Linked DNA regions of Homo sapiens: region 2 is linked to region 1. Evidence: chromatin contacts called from ENCODE Hi-C data. All regions are on one chromosome and are shown on one strand. The core of a region is the stretch at or near the end of the contact, and the rest is flanking DNA. Distances in the headings are between cores, read along the strand shown.

Region 1 (5,417 bases), core at 1,249-3,748:
AGGAAAAACTGTTTAGTTGTTTTCTCCCCTGATTAATGGTGATACTCAAGTATGATACAAAAAGAACTGTACCACCAAATATTTTTGTGAGGTCTGCTGTTTTCCATATTCATTTTATGCTACTGCCTTTAAGAAAGAACCAGTGTATCCTTGAAATAGCACAAAAATGTTTTAAAATTCATAATTGCAAAACAAATCTGTGACTAACTTAATGTCTTCAGATCTAAAGGGTGTAAAAATATTGATACTTCAATATTTCACTTGCTGCCAGGAAAAACAAAATTCTTAATCTTTTGTAATTGGGAGGAGGACTTTTGCATACATTTTTACTCTTTAAATAACGACAATGACACTTATACTGTCATAATAACAATTATGTATTTCTTTGTGGTTTTAATTTTTTTTGTAATTTTACATAAAAGTTATTTTCTATTTTTACGCAGATAAAAAATATTTGTGCATAAAATGTAAAAATAGTAAAATGAGAAAAATAAAACTATTATACAGTAAAAACAAAAAACAGAAAACAAAAAACAAAAAAAAACTGAGGTCCTGGCTTTCAGTAATACCGGATTAGCTTGTTGAATTAACACAGATTATAATGATGACACCTGCATAATATATTACCTATTGTTATAGAAACACAGCTGCATAATATAGATATGACCTATGTGTCAGTAAGAACTGAATGAGGTTTTCAGCTGTGCCCACTGCAGGGTAGACAGGTATTGAGGTTTGAATCCAGCCCAATTAACACCTTTTGTAAAAAATAACACCGCTGTTAAAGGTACACAACAGAAATGAGAGTCTATATAATGATTCTTTACAGTTTTAGTACACAACTTTAAAATTCATGATACGTGTGAAGAAACACAAAAATAGAATCCATACGCAATTTAAAAAGCAGGCAGTAGGAGTGATCCTAAGATATTTAAGATGTTGTAATTCAGGATGTTTAAAGGCAGCTATTATAAATCTGTTCATGGGGGTAAAGGAAAATATTCTAACAATGAAGAGATGTGGAACCTCAGCAAAGACATGGAAATTACGAAATAATAGGAAGATAAGGAAATTTGAAAAATACTTTTGAGCTTATTCAAAGATTAGAAACAGAAGACAGAGCAATAGAAGTTGTCCATTCTGAATAAAAGAGTGAAAAAGCTTTAAGAAAATGAAGTCTTAGAGACCTGTAGAGTGATTGAGTCCAAGTTGGACAGGGAACAGAAAAATTAAATGAGGTACAAAGTTAATCACCAACTAATGGCTGAAAACTTCCAAAAATTGGTCAACCACCCCCCCCCGCCCAAGTTTTATACCCAACATGTCAACAAACCCCTCCAAAAAATACAAATAAAACCCTACCAAGGCCATATTGTGATTTAGGAGACTGGCAGAGGAGAGCTTCCTGTTGACTTGCTGTGATTTCTAATTTTAACTACTTAGAAGAATAAAAAATAGGGTCTCCTTAGAGTTTCTTTTTTTTTTTTTCTTGGAGAAAGTCTGACTTAGGCACAGATGACTGACAGTTTTTAAAGGTAGATGAGTTTCCAGACTTCTCTTAAATTTCCAGTGTGTTAACGTTGAAAATTATTTGAACTTGTTGCTTCCAAATCCTGCAGTAATACTGATGCTCCAGAAAGGCGTCCCATGGAGATTCTGCTCTTGTGCATCCATCCTGCACGGAGCTGAGGCTGTGCCTCCTCTAGTTTCATTAGCGTGTAGTTGTGGGGTACTTCGAGTTAATCTGAAAAACTCAGTGTTAAAATGGATTCAGGCCGGGCGCAGTGGCTCACGCCTGCAATCCCAGCATTTTGGGTGGCCAAGGCGGGCAGATCACTTGAGTTCAGGAGTTCGAGACCAGCCTGGCCCACATGGTGAAACCCAATCTCTACTAAAAAATGCAAAAATTAGCCGGGCGTGGTGGCGGTTGTCTGTAATTTCATCTACTCGGGAGGCTGAGGCAGGAGAATCGCTTGAACCCGGGAAGTGGAGGTTGCAGTGAGCCCAGATCGAGTCACAGCATTCCAGCCTGGGCTACAAAGCAAGACTGCGTGTCAGAAAAAGAAAAGAAAAATGGATTCAAAGATTTATCACTGTTAAGTTCCACCAGCAAATTATTAAATGTGGTTCCAAAGGGATATTTAAAAAGGGAAATTAAAATTGTTTCCAAGAAAGCCCTATTCACAGCAGAAACGTAGACACTGTACCTGACCTCACCACACAAAGTTCCCTCATGTGTTGGGAGGGACCAAGGGGCTCTCTGGTCCTGCACCTGCGTTAATTATGGCCGGGAGGTCCGCAGTAGGACCCTAAGGGCTAGGAACCAGCCTGGGTCAGGGGCAGAGAAGTGGTGGATGTGGCTCCCAAAGTGGCTTAGGGGTTCCCTTCCCTGTGGCTGTTTCCTGACTGGATGCAGCAGGGTCAGGCCTTTCAGTGTGACGTTTTCTACTCTTTATTAGAGTGGCAGGAGCGTCCCTGTGCGAGGCCTGACCCAGGTGTGGGCCTTGCAGCCAGCTCGGGGTCCAAGGGGCACTCCTGCGGTGCTGCAAAGGAGGATTTGTGACAACCCAGAGGATGGAGGAAACGGCGGCTTTGAAAAGGCAAGTGCCAAGTTATCAGGGATCGCTTATATCCATTTCTGGCAGTGAACTGACAATTTCAGACACTCAGGAGGGAGCTTCCCGCGTGGGATCACAAAAAGTCCGAGAAGTGTCAGACATCTGGCCATTAACCCCATTCCTACGCAGGGACTACACTGCCGCTTGTCCGAAGGGGCGTGTCAGGGGCGGAGCGAGGATGAGGGGCGGTGCCAATAAAAGAGGCGGGGGAGAAGGGGCGGTGCTGAGGGGAGAGGCCGGGCCAAGGGAAGAAGCGTGCGAGAAAGGGTGGGGCGAGTCCAGCTACAGGAAGAGTAGCGTTACTATGGCAACCCTGACAGGTTTGTGAGCAGCCCCCGGTCCCCTGCCGCTCCGTGAGAAATCAAACTTCAGGCACTGACGAAGCATGAAGCCAGCATCTTAGGAAGAGGTAGTGACATAATTACAAGGTAGGACCAACCGCCCTGGTCCCACTGTCGCCTGGCAGGCAGGAGAGGTTTGGGAACAGCCAGGCTCCCCTTGACATGGCAGTACTGCTCTGGACGCGGGGAGGTGTGGATTAGTGGGTGGGAGCTACACCTGGCATACTGGGAGTTGTCGTCTTTGATTAGCTTCCAGTTTTTTAATTGCAGGGCGACCGGATTACAATCACAGCCAGCATGAACATGGGGCGGCGCACAGTCCTGAAGAGGAAAGCCGGGCTGTGTTGACCTCGCTGTGCATGCTGGGAGTTGTAGTCTCTTCACTGCTCCCGCCCGTTGTTTCAGGCACTTCGGGACTACAATCCCAGCATGACCCGGGCTCGGGGACGGGGCGCAGTTCTCGTGGGAGGAGCGGGGCGGTGAGAGCCTGGCTAGGCAGGCTGGAAACAGTAGCTCTTAACGGTCCCCCGCCCGTTGGTGGCAAGGCGGCTGGACTGGAATCCCAGCAGGCGACATGCGAGGAGGCGGGCAGCCCAGGAGGGTTGGACACGGCAATGTGGACCTCGCCGCTTCCACAACGATGCTGGCTACTGATCGCGTGCACTTCCTTGCCAAAGAAAGTGAGTCCGGAGAGGGACAGGAGGGGCAGGTCCGGGCTGGGCAGTGAGGAGGGCGTGACGCCGCGATGTACACCTCGCCCTTGTCAAACTGGGACGGGTGTAGTCCTCACCCCACTTCCCGCTGCTCAGCTGGGTTCCCTCTCCCACCTGTACCCAGGGTCTTTCCTGGCCATCGCGCCTCCTGCAGCCCAGGGAGCCACCGGCTTTCCTAAGCTGCTGTGGGAACTGGCCTGAGGTCCAGGCGCTGTCCATTGTGCCGCTGCCCTCTTTTCTCTCCAGCCAGAGCGCAGTTCCGCCGCTGTGGGGAGAAATCCGCCGCCTGGCCCGCCAGTGCACAAGTTCAGAGCTTTGCACGGGGTGACATGGGCTGTGGCTTCGTGAAAATGTCACCCTCACCAGCGACTTTTTCGCGGATGTGGATATTGAGGGGGCAGGGAGGGCCATTATTGGCTTACCCAGGAGATGCTAAAAGCAGAGGAGAAAATTTCAGTTCCCAGGCGTGTGTCTCTGGTGCGCCATTTTTCACCAACCCATTTGGTAGAAAGTCCCCCAAATAGCTACCTAAAGATTAGGATGGTTTAGGTATTTTACACGTGATATCATTGGCCTCATCTCAACAAATGTCTGACTGGCCAGTGTCTCAAACACAGATGGCAGCCTGATCCTCAGGAACAGGTGGTGCTCCAGCTTTGTGGGAGCGACTTTCAAGGTGTGGACCATTTGGGGAGTCTTTGTAACTCCTCAGGCTTCACATCTTTGCTTTGAATGGAAAGCTCATCACCCCCCGGCACTCCCGGAGGTACCTTTACTCTCTCGGGCTGATCTGTTGACCTTTTCTGTCTAGACAATGGGAACTTCTGGGATCACTTCTAGTTTCGTGTAATTGATGTCCCTAATTTCCATATGTCCCCAGGGACAGTCCCTTTGATTCTGGAATGGCGCCAGCTTTTATGCTTTTTATGTCTAATCCGTAAAAACCAAGGTGTTCATCTACATGAAAATAAGACCTTGTTCGTATCGCACGTTCCAACAGGCTTCATTTGTGATTCCTGAATGTGGATTACCATAAAAAAAAACCCTAAAAACCCTGGTCATGGATATTAGACACTGTTATTGTACTTTGTGAAGAATTTACTCCTTCAGGATTAATTGCACACGGGCTCATCAGCACCTTTGTCAATAAAGGAACAAGAACCATGTGGTGTCTATGGATGTGGTGAGATGAGGAAGAGCCACAGCGCAGCGGTTCTTCTCTTGTTTTCAATAGAGTCTGTGGGGTCAAGTACCTGCGTTTCTCCCCCATCCCCCAATATTCTCATTCCACTCCTGAGTGTTCCGTCTTTAGGTGGAAGTTTCTAAATACACTTGTCCGCAAGTGTTGGTGGGGATGTTGTAACGTGAGGGCATCCATCATCCATCACCTTAAAGATAAATGGAGAGGATTTTGTGGTCTGTGTTCAAGAGGCACTGCTGTTGGGTGTGTTGCTGCCAAAACACGTGATCTCAGCTGTCCCCAGCAGCTGTCTTAGAAGATTGGTCCTGATGTAGCCACAGCTGCTGTTCACAGAGCCAGGAGCTCTTTGCAGTTTGGTGTATTCTGCTGAGATTTATGGCTCCGACCCTCCTCTGCTCTGCCATTCCTGGTAGTAACTGCTCAGCTGCCTGGTTTGCTCCAGTGTCCTGGGACCCTGTTATGTAACTGCATTTCAGAGGGTCTTAAGAGATTCTACCCTCACTACACCAGTCACTCTACACTGGCCGTGCACTTAGCTTCTTGG
Region 2 (5,417 bases), core at 1,087-3,586, 150 kb after region 1:
ATTCACATTTCCCTGGAAGTCAGACAGCCAGTGTTCATTAGAAAGGCCCCTTAGACCCTTAGACTAGGTCCCCTCCCCACTCCCTTCATACTGCATTACTGCCAGGGCCACCAGGGTCAGGGCATGTGCACAAAGCAGGAGTTGGGTCTGCAGCAGGTTCTGGGGTTCAAAGAACAGAACAATGGGAGCTGAGGCTCAGGGACCTCCCGCCCCAACTCTCTCTGATGACAGAAAAACTGGAGGCTCCCATTAAAAAAGTGCTCAGGCTTATATGAGCTGCCTGCCCTTAGAGAGGTCTAAGTTTACTCTCCTTCCATTGGAACCACCTGAGGGAGAGTCTGAGTCCAGCTCAGGCCAAACCTCACTGAGCTTTGCAAGCAGGCAGCTCTGCAGCTTCACCACTCTGGGAACAGGGACTGACGGCTGATGTGGAATCTTCAACATTCATAGGGAAGAGGGGCCTGATGCCTCAGCTCACAGAGGCAGCCGTGAGGCTCTCATGAGAGGAGGTTTGCCAAGTGCTGAGATCTAAGGGTGTAGTCCTGGATTCTCTTTTCCCAAGCCTCAGGATCCTGGTTCCAGCCCTGCCCATCCCAGGCTCACTCCCATCCATATAATCCTTTCTGGCAGGGTCTCCCATCACCAGATAACTGGAAAATGTGCCCAGGATGGAGGCAACACCCTGTGCCATCGGGTGGTGATGGGGATGAGTATCCAATTTTGGGTGTCCATTCAAGGCCTGTCCCCTGAAGTCTCATAATCCCCTGTCTCCTGGACCCTCCTATCTACATCTTCCACTTGAAAAAGCCAAAGACACTCAGCTGCCTCTCCCCAACTCTCTCCCCTCCTCCTAGCTGGCCTCCAAAAACATGAACCCCCATGTTCCCATGTTAACTCTGTGGTGAGATTTTTACAAGTCACAATGTTATGTGGTCCCTGCCCCCACTATTTCCCAAATCCAGCTCTTCCAGGCTTTTACTCAGATTTGTCTTATAGAGGCATTTCAGGGACTGTTGCCACAGGAGGGAAGGGCTACGGGAGAAAGGCCCCTTGCTCTTTTGATGTGGAGGCCTCCGGCTGTGAGGGAGGAGCTCTTCCCTCTGACTCCCTGGAGCTCCTCCCCATCACAGGGACACTGCCTTTTTGCTGCTTTAGCCTCATCTGGCCTCTCTGTGGTTTCGTCTCCAGGGTGGCCAACGTGGATGTCTTCATCTGCCAGAGTCAAAGAAAAGGTCAGTGATACTATGCTCCCTTCACCCAGTTATGCCCAGTTACACTGACCTGGTATCCTGGATAACTGGTGTGAGTAAGCTGGTCCAATGCTCCTGTCATCTCCAGTAAGTTCTGATTCTAGATTGACTCCCTGCTCCAACACTCCCTGTATGTGGAACCTTGGGCATGCAGCCAGGCCTCCCTGAGACTGTTTTCTCAACTTGAAAGTGTGATGGGAACCACCTACCTCACTGGGCCTTGTGAGGACTCAGTTATATGTAGCTGTCACCATTGTTCTCATCATCTCAGGAAGAGCCAGGCACAAGCACTCTCAAAGTTCTTTTCTCCTTTGAAGCTCATCATTAGCCCCTCTCAGTCTCATCATCCCTACATTTTTTGGATAAGAAAACAGAGGCCCAAAGAGGGCAGTGACTTGCCCAGGGCCCTAGAGAAGAGGCCGGCTCCTTCCCACACCTGGAGGCACTGACCCAGCTGACTTTACCCCACAGCCCAGCACTATCCCTGACTAGGGTCCCATCTTCGTTCTCCATGCTTGTTTAGGTCCTCAGGCAGGCTCAGCTTTGGTGGGAAAGAAACAGGGTGTTTTGGGAGGTCTGGGTGAGTGGCACTAACCAATCTGCTAGGCCCTCACCTCTCAGTCTCACTGAGACACTCCATTAATTGGAAGCAGACCCAAAATTGCTTCACAGACTGAAGGTGATAATTGTCTGCAGCCAGCTGGTGCAGCTGCATCTCCTGGAGGACTTTGATCTCCTGCAACTAAAGGGAAAGACAGGATGCTGAGACAGGGCCTGCAGCATACACATAACTATAATTCAGAAATTGATATACACACACGTAAATATAATCAGAAAGTGATATAATCTTATATACAACGTTAAATACAAATGTCCCTCAGGCAGGGCCAGGCCCCCAACACAAGGAGAAATCGCTGCCTGAACATGCTGCAGGCAAAAACCTGTCACTCTTTCCTCATTCAGCCCAGTGTCTCATTACATCTCCTGTCGATCAGGGTCTAAATGTGTGGGGCGGAGAACCCCAGCCAATCAGTGGTGCTAGCGTGAAAACTGCCCAATCAGGTGCGCAGCTAGAGAGGAAGAGGCGGGCTCTTCAATATGGCAAGGCCTTCGTCTCCTAGCTTCTAGGCTCTGAGTCCAGTACCCGTCTGTACTATTCCATCTCTTCCGCTCCATTAGCTCCTCGGTGACTCCACCATAGCCCCTGTTATCCTGTGACCTGCAGGTACTGGGAGATCCATAGGGAAGAAGGCGGAACATCCGGAGGCTGGGAAATGGTGAGTGCGCGGAGTGGGTGTCCCGAGAAGGGGGAAGAGGCTGTTTGAATCCGGTCGGAACTGGCTGCGGTGGGATCTTGGCCTCGCGGTCAGCTCTGCAGCAGCTCCGAGTCCCCGTGGGCACAGTTCAGTCCTCACTTCCCTCCGTCGCAGATTAGGAGCTGAGCCTGCAGCCAAAACCCGAGCGTCTTGTTTTGTCCATAAACGCGAATTTCTTTCCAGCCCAGAGACTTTTTGGGCAGCTCTGTGTCGCAATCCCGAGTCTCCTCCAGATTGTGCGGGGACGTCATAAGACGAGAATCCTCATTCAGGGTCTGGAGTTCCTCCGTGGAAGAAGCAGTGGGCCTTGGGGTCCCCAGTCCCTCCTTTCTCCTTTTAAAAATTGTGGCTTATTTTATTTATTTATTTTGGAGACAGTGTCTCACTCTGTGCCCAGGCTAAAGTGCAGTGGCAAGATTTCGGCTCACTGCAGCCTCCACCTCCTGGGCTCAGATGATCCTCCCACCCCAGCTCCCCAAGTAGCTAGGACTAGGGAGACATGCGCCGCCACCTCGCCTGGTTTTGTGGTTTTGTTTTTTGTTTGTTTGGTAGAGACGGGTTTTTGCAATGTTGCTCAGCCTGGTCTCGAACTCCGGAGCTCAGGTGATCCGCCCCCCTCGGGCCTCCTAAAGTGCCGGGATTACATGCATGAGCCACTGTCGTAGCCTAAATTGAGGCATCTTTAGGATATAGTTTCGAAGTGTTTTCCAGCCCAACTCTCCTATTTAAATGTAATACCCCATGTTGGAGGTGGGGCCTGGTGGAAAGTGTTTGGATTATGGGCGTGAATTTCTCATGAATAGTTTAGCACCATTCCTCTTGGTATTGACCTCTCGATAGTGACTGAGTTCCCTGAAGTTCTTATTTAAAAGTGTATAGCAACCCCCTTGCCTTCTTTTCAAGCTCCTGCTTCACCTTGCACCAGGATTTTAAGCTTCCTGGGTGGGGCCCCCCCAGAAGCAGATGCTGGTGTTATGCTTTCTGTACAGCCTGTGGAACCATGAGCCAGTTAATCCTCTTTCTTATAAATTACCCAGTCTGAGGCATTTATAGTAATGCCAGAACCGATTAATACAAACAGTTTATTTGCACAAACAGCAATTTATGAATCAGAGAATATCCAACTATGGTTTGGGGGCTCAAAGGAGAGACTTGGAACAAAAGGCTTTTGTAAGAGGTATGAGGAAGCAAACCAGATTCAGTATTTGATTGGTTACAGTTATGTATTGCATTTGCACCCATCCGGTGGAAATGTCCTGGTTATGTACTTAGAGCTTTATTGGCAGCTTGTGGTTGGTTAAGCCTAAGTTTTGTGTTTTTTTTTTTTTTCTCAAAGTTAGTAATTTGTAAGAAATTCTTTCGACGTAGTTAGGTTTCCTTAGGCAGAATCCCAGAGCATCATGGCCATTTCAGCCTAATTGCCAGCTATTTAGTTATTTTAATGCTCTACAGGGTCCTTGGTTTTGTCTGCAATTTTCAAATGTTTGGCAAGCAGGGTCTCAAATCCAAAACTTCTCCCAGCCTAACTGTTATAGGGACTGTAGAAAATTCTACATTTCCAATTTCTTTCCCACATTCCCCAATGCCGACTATCCCTGTCCAGATCACATTATCAACTATTAGTCCTTTATTTAATTTCAAAACGGACGTGGCATTTTAATTGTTTATTTTTGTTTAAGAGAGCAGTAGGTGGCTCTTTTTAATTTCGTCTGTTCGTGAACATTTCACATAACAGGAAAGCAGAGAGTAATCACCTGACGCTCTGCGCATCTCCTCTCATCTTCTCTAGGCACGCGCGCCTTCCCAGCATGTCTTTGGATCCTTTGCAGGGTGATGTGTCCTCAGTCACTCTCCTGTATTTTCCTGGTTCCAAGTATTACAGCTTTCTGGGGATGATCCAAGATACCCACAAGGACCATGTCTCTTGGAGTGTCTAGCAAACATTAGCCCCTGGGTCATCTCCTTTCAGAGAAGAGCCTGAGGTATTGGGTGGAGCCTCTCAGGGGAGCAGCTGGATGCCCTCGTGCTGAGAGCAGTTTCCTGATACACCCTTCCTCTAAAAAGCTAACTGCTTTAACATTAAGATTTTTTTCCCTCTCAACCCTAGCTTTCCTTTCTGCAGACACATTGGTGCTCAACCAATCAGGTGCTGGTATTGAGGGAAAAAGGCACAAATGCATCTTGCCCTCTGGTTTCTCTCAGGCTTGTGAAGGAGAATAACTGTCCCAAAGTATAGGAAAGACCCACCCTAGTGAGGGCGTGTATAAATTTGCAAAGCAAAATACACATCTGCCACACAGGGGGCAAGTGCAGTGTCTTTTGGGAGAGTGATGATCAAGTACTTTAGTGAGCAGAATGGGGGTGGGAGAATCTCTCAAGTGATTGACACATGAGTCTAAAACATCTGTGTTCCAGTCAGCACTACTTCACCCCGTGTTTGTTGCCTTGAATATATATGTTCAGTTATTTCAACTTCAGTTTTTCATTAATTGTAAAATGGATTTTATCATTAGAGCTTGAAAGATTAAAAAAAACCACAAATGTTTTCTAAGAGAAAAGAGGTAGATTTCAGAAAAAAAATAGTTTATATTCCATTGGTTAAAAATTCTCATTTACCTTTTATGTATTGCACAGTGAATGTAGTAAGATTCTGAGGTCTGTTCTGTTTTAGCATGATTTCAAACAGAATCCCAGGGCTTAGCTTTGGGAATGCTACCTGGGAAAAGACAGAGGAAATGTCTGTCTCATGATGGTTGCAGAAAAATAAATACATTTTTACAAGAAAGTGTGGTAGATTAACACGTAAATTACAAACATTCATGAAAACATCAGTTTCTGTCTCGTGCAGAGT

The links. Hi-C counts contacts between places; a loop is a spot of excess contacts on that map. Pooled maps may share reads with other maps.
Region 2: a pooled map of heart left ventricle shows a loop between it and region 1 (11-fold over the local background). The contact joins the promoter of ZNF727 here to the promoter of LINC02848 in region 1. A Hi-C loop is called at or near these places in 6 of 50 pooled maps.

What each region holds. Positions count from the first base shown.
Region 1 is chr7:63,897,400-63,902,816 of GRCh38, forward strand. It overlaps LINC02848 (long intergenic non-protein coding RNA 2848), which reads left to right and starts at 2,499. Exons shown (of 7, transcript NR_186803.1): 1 at 2,499-2,600; 2 at 2,939-3,046; 3 at 3,230-3,639. It also overlaps the pseudogene GABPAP.
Region 2 is chr7:64,043,098-64,048,514 of GRCh38, forward strand. It overlaps ZNF727 (zinc finger protein 727), which reads left to right and starts at 2,337. Exons shown (of 4, transcript NM_001159522.3): 1 at 2,337-2,527. The coding sequence starts at 2,525.